Linked DNA regions of Homo sapiens: region 2 is linked to region 1. The links are chromatin contacts, found by Hi-C or POLR2A ChIA-PET in ENCODE. All regions are on one chromosome and are shown on one strand. Each heading gives the region's core, a stretch centred on a gene start or an enhancer-like site at or near the end of the contact. The rest is flanking DNA. Distances are from core to core; before and after follow the strand shown. Region 1 overlaps AFAP1L2 (actin filament associated protein 1 like 2). Region 2 overlaps AFAP1L2 (actin filament associated protein 1 like 2).

Region 1 (5,063 bases), core at 2,145-4,644:
AGGCTCCACCTGCAGGAGAGAGTGAGTCTGGGGCATTCAACATTACCTCTACTCCCTCAGCTGTGGAGGGGGTACCAGCCCTGCCTCACAGTTCTGGTGCCCATCTCACAGTGTTCCAAGAGATCTCCCTCCCTGCTGGGGGGGCCACTGGCTGAGTCCTAGATATGTCACTCGAGGTGGAAGACCCAGACAGAGCACTTAACTTCCCTGAACCTTATTTCCTCATCTGTAAAGAGGAAAAGAGCAGCATCTTCCCATAAGGTGGTTAGGATTCAAGGAGATCATCTGCAGGAGGTCCTCAGCTCAGCACAGGGTTCAGTGCCCAAAACGTGGAAGTTGCCATCGGTGTGATCATCCCACTCAACAACCGATTTGGACCTGGAAGCCTACTGGTACCTCCACTCCCAATCCCACCACCACACCCCTAGCCCTGACGAGAGGGGTTCACCGGTGTTTCATCTAGATAAGTCCCCAAGCCAAGCAAACTGCACAGCCTCACATATAGGAGACAGCCTTGTTGCACTTAGGTGTCTGCACTACTGGCCTGGTAGGTGACTCAGAACCCACTCATCTCATCTCAGGGATACTCTAATGATCTCTGGCATCCAGGTGTTGAGGTTGGTAGGAGGAGGGCCTGGAGAGGCCCAGGCCACTGCCTGGCCGGGTCCTTACCGCAGCTGTGAGCTCTGACAGGTCCACGTCGTCATACAGCTCCTCCTGGCGGTCCTGGCTAGGCAGGCCATCGATGTAAGTGTTGGGCTCTGAGAACTTTCTCTGCATCAGTCTGGAAACAGGGCGAGGTGGCACACATGAAGCAGCCGGGGCAGGGTGGTGAAAGCACCAGACTCCAAGGATTCCCAGTGAGGAGTGGTTGCCGTGAAAGTGGTGGCCACACAAGAGATCTGGGGGCTGACACTCACCTCCATGGATCTGAGGGCACCTCCTCCCTCTTTTCCCAGTGCCTTCTTCCTGAAATTCTTGGTTCGAGATTTTCCTCCCAGAAAGACAAGCTTCCCTTGCCCATACGCCTCGTCCTAGGATCCCTTTGCCATCTTCTCCCCCATTCCTCCCTTCTAGGATCTCCTTCCAGCAACCACAACAAAAAACCCCTTCTCATTTCATCTTCACAATACACTTGGGGTGGCGCAGGCCAGACACTATCCCCGTTTGGTCCATGAGAAAACTGATTCTGTTTCAGTGGCTCAGCCGGCTTCCACGAGACTGGCTCTACCACCCTGACCAGAGAACGCCCTCTCCCTCAGCCCTAGTTTGCTCATCTGGAAACAGAAGCACCACCCCCTGACCTGCTTTTCTCCAGGGTGTGCTGGAGACCCAGTGAGGGATTCACCAGAAGGACAAGTAGGAGGTCAGGAAAGGTGACAGCTCTGCCTGGAGGAGCTGGAGAGTCTAACTGCCTCTGAGGATGCCAAAGCTGCCCCCGGGGCCCGAAGCCTGGCTCGGCTCCTTGCTCTTAGCTCAGCTCCTGGCTCTTGGCCGGGCCTCCCTGAGGGCTACTCCTTGGCTTCACATTTTCCTGCTGCTGGGCAGAGTGGGGTGGGACCCTGTGCTCCCTGCTGCCCCTGACTCTGGCTGACCCAGGGCCTACAGCATGGCCAGGAATAAGAGAGTGTACGGAGGAAGGGTCCAAATTACTCACAAGAGAGAGTTTTTGGCCGCACTCACAATACAGGAGACCCTATCGGCATCCACATAGTCGTAGGTGAACTCTTCTGGGTCTGTCTTGGAGCCTGACTCAGAGAGCAGGAGACCCAGCCAGTGGCCCATTTCCTCGGAAGACTTGGCCTGGAACGAGGCCAAGAGAGACATAAGCAGGGCCAGGCAGTGCTGCCTGGTGCCAGCCCCTCCCCACCAGGCCATGACCGTACCCCTACCCCTGAGCCTGCCCACGAAAGCCTCTGTAACAGCCCGGGGCTGTGCTTCTCCTGTTCACCAGCCTATCCCACCCCCCAGTGGCCCCAGATAATATTTCCTGTCGTCAGTGACATCTTGATGCCACCTCAATAATGCTGTGGACTTTTGTCCCAAGGGCCATATGAGATGTATATACATTGTGTTTCTAGGAGGTGAAAACTTATCACCAGGTGGTCACTATTAAAAACTGTTAGTGACCACCTGTTAATTAATAGTTTTTAAAATGATTAAAAAATTGTATGTCTTTTAAGTTGACACTTGTATTTTATGAACAATGCATGTCATTCCCCCAATCCCATATACAACAAGACTTCCTGGATCCCCAAGAAATAACAACATTCAAATTTATTTTGTTCATGGCTTCAGTAAAGTCGGGACATCTTTTAAATACCTTACACTAGCTCAGCTGCTAAATCATCATCAAAATCCCAGTGAATTTGGTATTTTTTTTTCCAGGGGACAATGCATTCTAATCAAATGCATCCATTGGGTACCTCAATTAAAATGTCCACACTGTTTCTTACCTTTATAATGAGAAAAAACTGCCCATTTAATCAAAGCTATAGGTTTATTTTGATGAGGAAAATCAGCCCCCTTTGGTATAACCCATAGCTCCATCACGTTTGCTGCTACATTCTCTTCATCAAAGAGGCCGTGATGAGCAGAATTTGACATTTAGTTGGTTTCCTTTTCCCAGTTTTTTTTTATTTTAAAGACAGAATCTTGTTCTGTCGCCCAGGCTGGAGTGCAGCGGTGGGATCTTGGCTCACTGTAGCCTCTGCCTCCCGGCTTCAAGCAATTCTCCTGTGTCAGCCTCCCAAGTAGCTGGGACTACAGGCGCCCACCACCACACCCAGCTAATTTTTGTATTTTAGTAGAGACAGGGTTTCACCATGTTGGCCAGGCTGGTTTCAAACTCCTGACCTCGGGTGATCCACCTGCCTCAGCCTCCCAAAGTGCTGGGGTTACAGGCGTGGGCCATCATGCCCGGCCCCCACTTAGTTTCAACTGGATTCTAAATACAGCTTTTCATGGGCCTCCCCTAGTCCAGGCTGCGTCTCTGCCCTGGACAGCTGCGACAGCTTCCTAGCAGGTCCCTTCTTGCCCCCTCCGATCCACTCCCACCCCAGTAGCTGGAGGAAGCATCTCAAAACCCCGATCTGAGCTTGCCGCCCTCCCCTGAAAGCCATCAGGGCTCCGTTGCTCCTAGGATCAAGCCCTGTCCCTCCCGCTCCAGCCTGTCACCCAGACCCCAGTACAAGTCTATAGCACCCTCCCCACTTCTTTCCAGCCATTGTAGCCCAGCGATTGGCTGGGTAATTTGCTGAATAACATCACACTCCCAAACTAGGATGTAAGTGCCACAAGGACGGAGTCCATATTGCTCTTGTCCACCATATTCCTGTGCTGAGAAGATGTCTGTTGATGGGGAACCTCTGAATGGATGAATATAAGCTACAAGCTGGACCCTGGGAAGCAATTGCGATGTGGGTCTTTCAGCCACCAGAGGGCAGGATTGGAGCAAAGTTTGGATGAGGACCTCCACATCAAAGACTAAGTGAACGGACATTCACGGGCAAGTGTGTGCTTCCATGCGTGGAAGGGACTCGGTCTCCGCCTGCCGCAGCTTGCAAAGCGTTATGTCACTTCTTATTTTTGTAAACGTAACATCACATCAAAGGGAGGATGGGGAGCGAGAGGAATGTAATTGTATCACAAAGCGAATTTTTTCCCCCAGATAAGCTCTAACAGTGTGGTTTTTACGTACTGGGCCTAGAGGCTCTCCCAGCTGGTGATACCCAAACAAAACAACACCCACTTTGAATCCCCAGCAGCTTTTCCAGTAGCTCAGAGAACTAAAAATACTCCTTCTGCCCTAAGTGCAGGAAGTAGCGCATGGTTCCACTCTTATAACGCAACTACTCTGAGGTCAGAAAAGGAATGGAAATTTTTAAAAATGCAAACAATCTCAGGCAAACGAAGTAAAAATAACACGCGGGGACATTGATTCTCCCTTAGTAGCATTACAGTCCTGGAGACTGGCAGCAAACAGCCACCACCGCCACACCCTGGCTGGCCCTGCTCCCCCTGCAGGCCGGCGGTACCTCAAGCTTGGCCAGCTCCTCGCCCTTGTGGAGGATGCGGAAGGAGTAGAGGTGGTCGGGGCTGGGGTCTGGGACCACCTCGCAGCCCACCAGGCTGAGGGGTTGCTGGGCCACCTTGCTCCGGTTCCGGTCCTGGTAGAAGTGCAGGTGATTGTCCCTGACAGAGCACCAGCGAGACTTCCACTGGCTGTTCACCAGCACGTTCAGGTAACCTGCAGGAGGAAGTGCAGATGCAGGAGGGGACAGGGCTGCAGGAGGGGACGCAGATGCAGGAGGGGGCGGGGCTTCGGGAGGGCACACAGATGCAGGAGGGGGCGGGGCTGCGGGAGGGGAAGCGGATGCGGATGCAAGAGGGGACTGGGCTCCAGGAGGGGACGCAGATGCAGGAGGGGACCGGGCTGCAGGAGGGGACGCAGATGCAGGAGGGGACTGGGCTGCAGGAGGGGACTGGGCTGCAGGAGGGGACGCAGATGAAGGAGGGGGCGGGGCTGCGGGAGGGCATGCAGATAAAGGAGGGGGCGGGGCTGCGGGAGGAGACGTGGATGTGGGAGGGCACGCGGATGCAGGAGGGGATGCGGACGCAGGAGGGGACGGAGCTGCAGGAGGGGTCGCGGATGCAGGAGGGGACTGGGCTGCAGGAGGGAGCGGGGCTGCAGGAGAGAGCGGGGCTGCAGGAGGGGACGGCGCTGCAGAAGGAGATGCAGATGCAGGAGGGGACGCAGATGCAGGAGGGGACGCAGGTGCAGGAGGGGACGCAGATGCAGGAGGGGACGGGGCTGCAGGAGGAGATGCAGGAGGGGGTGCAGGTACAGGAGGGGTTGGGGCTGCAGGAGGGGACACAGATGCAGGAGGGGGCGCAGATGCAGGAGGCGACGGGGCTGCAGAAGGAGATGCAGATGCAGGAGGGGATGCAGATGCAGGAGGAGATGCAGATGCAGGAGGGGATGCAGGTGCAGGAGGGGACGGGGCTGCAGGAGGGAGCGGGGCTGGAGGGGACGGGGCTACAGGAGGAGATGCAGATGCAGG
Region 2 (4,753 bases), core at 268-2,767, 33 kb after region 1:
GCTACTCAGGAGGCTGAGGCAGGAGAATGGCATGAACCCAGGAGGCAGAGCTTGCAGTGAGCTGAGATAGTGCCACTGCACTCCAGCCTGGTCAACAGAGCAAGACTCCGTCTCAAAAAAAAAAAAAAAATTCAACTTAAATGTCTACCAATAGGTTAAACATTAGGATTCATCCAGCATTGAACTCTACCCAATCGTGAAAACTAGCAAGGTAGCTCTGTGTCTGTTTACAAAGATACCCAAGACCTAGAGTTTAATTATAAGATCATGTTTCAGAATAGCAAAAAAAGAAACAGTATATGAATCGTCAACACATGGAAATGTGTGCATGCAGCAATTCTAAATATAAAAATAACGTAAAGCAGAAACAGAGGCAAACCACAGCTACTCCAAAATATTCAGATAATGCTGATAAGGATCAGAAAAGGAACTGGAAGAACATAAATAGTGTTCAGTGTTCATTTTTTTTTATATCATTAACTAAGTTCACATACCTATACAAAAAATAAAAGCCAAGATGTTATTGTTTTAAATGTTGGATTCTGAGCAGGTGTTTTCTCTCTAAGATGATGATTTGTAAGTTGCAGAGAAAACTCACACTGGCCACTTCATGAGGGTGCATCGGCCCACCTCGGGTGGGCTGCAGGCTGAGGCTGACTTGGTTTTGATTCTCAGAGGGTTGTTAATCTAGGACTCTCCAGGTTGGTAAGTAAGAAGTTCCCAAGACCTTCTGCAATTGTGGGAAAAATACAGTAAACCTGGCCCTAGACTGGGAGGCCACGGACAGGCAGGCCAGACTGCTCAGTCCTGTCTGGGAGGCGGCAGCCTTGGGCTAGAGAACTTTCTATCATTCACTCAACTATCTGACGAAGTGCATTCAGCATCAGCACTGTGCTAAGTGTTGGGGATACAGCAGAAAACAGATGTTACCTCTGCCTTTGTGAACCCCACAGTCCGGCAGGAGAGACATACCTGAATCTGATCGTTACACAGTGGGTGGGAAATGACTACGGCCTGAAGGTGTTGGGAAGATGAGCTCAAAGTGCTTAGAGGTCTGCAGAGGGTGGTCCTTCCCAGAGAACTGGCATAGGGTGGGGAGGAGGAACATGAACCTCTTTGCTACCACTGGATACAGAACATTTGAAGTGCTTTTGATCAGAGGGGCAGCCACTGAAATGTCCCTGGAGCCTCTGAGGGTGGGGGTGGGAGTGTGAGGCAGGAGTGGGGGCTGGTGTGGTGGGGACACAGCTGTCACTGGTGAAGGCTAGAATAGACAACAGGGAGCCAAGCCCTCAATAAACAGATCTTAGTCTATGCCTGGACCTCTCCATCCAGACAAAAAGCAAAGAGGGTAGAAAAATTTGTGTTACACTGAGAAAAAAAGAAACAAAGATCAGAAAACTCAAAGAGGCAATTCCCTTTGTGAAGTGTAAATGCACACATACACATCCTGCCCAAAATGTGTGGAAGTCCCAGAAGCTCAGCCTGTTGGACCACGGCTATCTTGAGATGATCACCTCGCCTCCACCTACAAGTCTCAACAGGCTGAGCTAAGTTTTGGGTAGAGGTGGGCCTGGGAGGCCGAGGGAAAGAATGCTGTAATTTCAGGTGCGGTATGTGTGTTTACGATTCTGTCCTGTGCGACACGACAGTTAACTGCAGTGCAATGGAGCAGGGGGAGATAAGGTTAGGTCCACCTGTCCAGGCCCAAGCCCTGGCTCTGCCCTCAGAGCCGTGTGCCCTCAGGCAAGTGACTTTCAGAGGCTTGGTTTCCTTGTTGGTAAAAAGGGAATACACTTTGGGATAAAGGATGAATGATGTCATCCATGTCATTTACTGCATTAAGTACAGGGACACAGAAAGTACACAATAAATGTTGGCTGCTATTGTACCTACTCTGCAGTCTAAGGGGTACAAAGAGGACCAGGAGGGAAGTTCCGTTAAACAGTGGCTATTAACAAGTGGGCTTCGCTTCTGAGAATGCAGGCCCCAGGCCTCAGTGTGGCTGTGCATGGGTGGCACTCTGGAGGTGATTCACCTTGGGGAACCCATGACCAGTTCTCAGCAGCTTCCCACCCCCTACGAGCTGCAGAGTCCACGGAGAGGGGAAGGCCTGACTTTATAAGAGCCGATCAAGGGCAGAACAAAAAGGTCATCCTACAGGAAGCCACATCATAGGTTAATTCAAAAAAGAGACCACATGTAGGAGGCGCTGCCAGAGTGGTTAGCACCAAGATCCACGGGTCAGACTTATCACAAACAGGTGGTTTCCAGTTCCCAACAGAGGTGTTTCTTATCATTGAACATTCAAGGTGGAACATATCGGAAGTGGTGTGGGGAGTGTACTTTTTAGAGGATTCCACTGATGAATCCTTCATGGAGTGAATCATCCCCCTCCAACCTTCCCGCTTTGTAATGTAGATTTCCCATCTGTGTTCCCACGATGGGCTGCTTTGATGTGCTGTTGACCAGCACTCCCGGCGGCAGGCGGGCGGACGCTCCCTACAAAGCCTTCAGGAGCATGGGAAGCTGCAAAGTCTGAAAGAAAACACCTCTGATGAGAGGCTAAGGCAGATGATTCCTCCAGAAGAGAAGACAGATGGGCATATAGCGACATGCCTCGGCTTTACGACTGCTTATTCAGAGAATAGAAACTAGTTCCACAGGGAACAGGGAAGGGGAAAGTCCTTGAAATGTAGCCTGGCAGATTCAGGTTGGACACAAAGAAGCATTTCTGGACTGTGATGGCCAGGGCAGGTGGAGACTTCCCTTCCCTGGCAGGACTTGGCCTGTTCCCGCTGGGAGGCAGATGGATTAGATGCCCTTGCACGGTCCCTGACCGTCCCCAAACAGCATTTCCAGTTCTCAAACATCTGACATAAAAATCAACTCAACTGTTATGACTTCACAAAAAGGGTTTTCCTTTTTTAAAAGAATCTGAATTTGCCAGAAATAAAACCATATGTCCACAAGACGACTTTTTCAAGAATGTTCCTAGCCGCCTCCTTCGTAATAGTTCAAATCTGTGAACAACTCAAATGGCCATCAGTAAGTGAAAGGATAAACAGATTGTGATGTATTCACAGAATGGAATACTACTCAGCAATAAAAGGAACAAACTACAGACACACTCAACAGCATGGATGAATCTCCAGAGAAGCCAGACATACAGTACACATCGTATGAATCCATTTATACAGAGCTCCAGCACAGGCAATATCAACCAGCACAATGGTTGCTTGTGTTGGGCGGCTGGGAATGGCCAAGACAGAACTTTCTGGAGGATGGAAATGTTCTATATCTTGTTTTGGGTGATCAGGACGCAAGGGTATACAATTATCAAAACTCACTGAATTATTTCACATATGTGCACTTTATACGTAAATGATCTCAATTTTAAAAAGACAGAAAAATCATGGACTCGGGGTTCTGTAATTTACAAAGTCTTCCAACTATGTTTTCCCTTGGGTTGTATAATATTGGGCAGGTTAAACTCTCCAGGTCTCAGTTTCCCCCTCTATAACAACAGCACCAGCCTCACAGGGATGTCTTAAAGATGAAATGGGTTATTACATATGCTCATGGGAATGCTCATTAAGCCCTAGCTATTATTATAATTTATTATTCCATCTCTACTTTCAACCAGCATGGAAGAGTGCTTTGAAAATACTTCACTTAGGCCGGGCGCGGTGGCTCACGCCTGTAATCCCAGCACTTTGGGAGGCCGAGGCGGGCGGATCACGAGGTCAGGAGATCAAGACCACGGTGAAACCCCGTCTCTACTAAAAAATATAAAAAATTAGCCGGGCGCAGTGGCGGGCGCCTGTAGTCCCAGCTACTCGGGAGGCTGAGGCAGGAGAATGGCGTGAACCCGGAAGGCGGAGCTTACAGTGAGCGGAGATCGCGCCACAACACTCCCGCCTAGGCGACAGAACGAGACTCCGTCTCAAAAAAAAAAGAAAATACTTCATTTAAAACCTTACTCGTGGGCTGCTGTGTCAAGTGACCAGAGATTTCTGGGGCTCGGGCCCAACTCGGGTCAGTCCCGCACCATTGTTATGGGGTGAAGTGTGTCCCCTGAAAATTCATATATTAAATCCTAGCACCCAGTATACCTTGGAATATGATTGCATTTGGAGATAGGGTCTTCAAAGAGGTAACTAAGTTAAAATAAGATAATTAGGGTGACCCTAATCGACTATGACTGATATCCTTATAAAGAGAGGAGATTAAGGCCAGGCATGGTGGCTTACGCCTGTAATCCCAGCACTTTGAGAGGCTGAGGTGGATGGATCACCTGAGGTCAGGAGTTTGAGACCAGCCTGGCCAACATAGTGAAACCCTGTCTACTAAAAATACACAATTAGCTGGGCATGGTGGTGGGCGCCTGTAATCCCAGCTACTCCGGAAGCTGAGGCAGGAGAATCGCTTGAACCTGGGAGGTGGAGGTTGCAGTGGACTGAGATCATGCCACTGCACTCCAGCCTGGGCAACAGAGCAAGACCCCGTCTCAAAAAAAAAAAAAAAGAGAGAGAGAGATTGGAGATTAGGGTCAGGCATGGTGGCTCACGCCTGTAATCCCAGCACTTTGAGGGGCCCAGGCAGGGCGGATAGCTTGAGCCCAGGAGCTCAAGACCAGCCTGGGCAACATGGTGAAATCCCATCTCTACAAAAAAAAAATACAAAAAAAAAAAAAATAGCTGGGCATGGTGGCATGTACCTGTAGACCCAGCTACTTGGGAGCCCAGGAGGT

What was found. Hi-C counts contacts between places; a loop is a spot of excess contacts on that map. ChIA-PET counts read pairs that join two places held with the same protein, here RNA polymerase II (POLR2A). Pooled maps may share reads with other maps.
Region 2: a loop to region 1 is called in a pooled map, with 4 times the contacts of the local background. The contact joins two enhancer-like sites. A Hi-C loop is called at or near these places in 4 of 168 maps with a recorded cell type or tissue (CD4-positive, alpha-beta T cell, Caco-2, PC-9 and 1 more) and 5 of 50 pooled maps. POLR2A ChIA-PET finds 5 or more read pairs at or near these places in 4 of 52 experiments (OCI-LY7, PC-9, activated B cell and 1 more).

The regions. Positions count from the first base shown.
Region 1 is chr10:114,300,682-114,305,744 of GRCh38, forward strand. It overlaps AFAP1L2 (actin filament associated protein 1 like 2), which reads right to left. Exons shown (of 19, transcript NM_001001936.3): 11 at 4,038-4,249; 12 at 1,658-1,803; 13 at 673-784; 14 at 1-9. Among named protein-coding and RNA genes, the nearest start is that of VWA2, 64 kb to the left of the region's middle. RefSeq lists a silencer at 4,288-4,337. Within about 2 kb of position 3,395, at least 18 of the 41 ENCODE cell types and tissues checked have a DNase peak (open chromatin) inside an H3K27ac peak, as active enhancers do.
Region 2 is chr10:114,335,499-114,340,251 of GRCh38, forward strand. The region is part of intron 2 of AFAP1L2 (actin filament associated protein 1 like 2); the gene reads right to left. Among named protein-coding and RNA genes, the nearest start is that of AFAP1L2, 67 kb to the right of the region's middle. RefSeq lists enhancers at 1,754-2,953, 2,326-3,229. Within about 2 kb of position 1,518, at least 3 of the 41 ENCODE cell types and tissues checked have a DNase peak (open chromatin) inside an H3K27ac peak, as active enhancers do.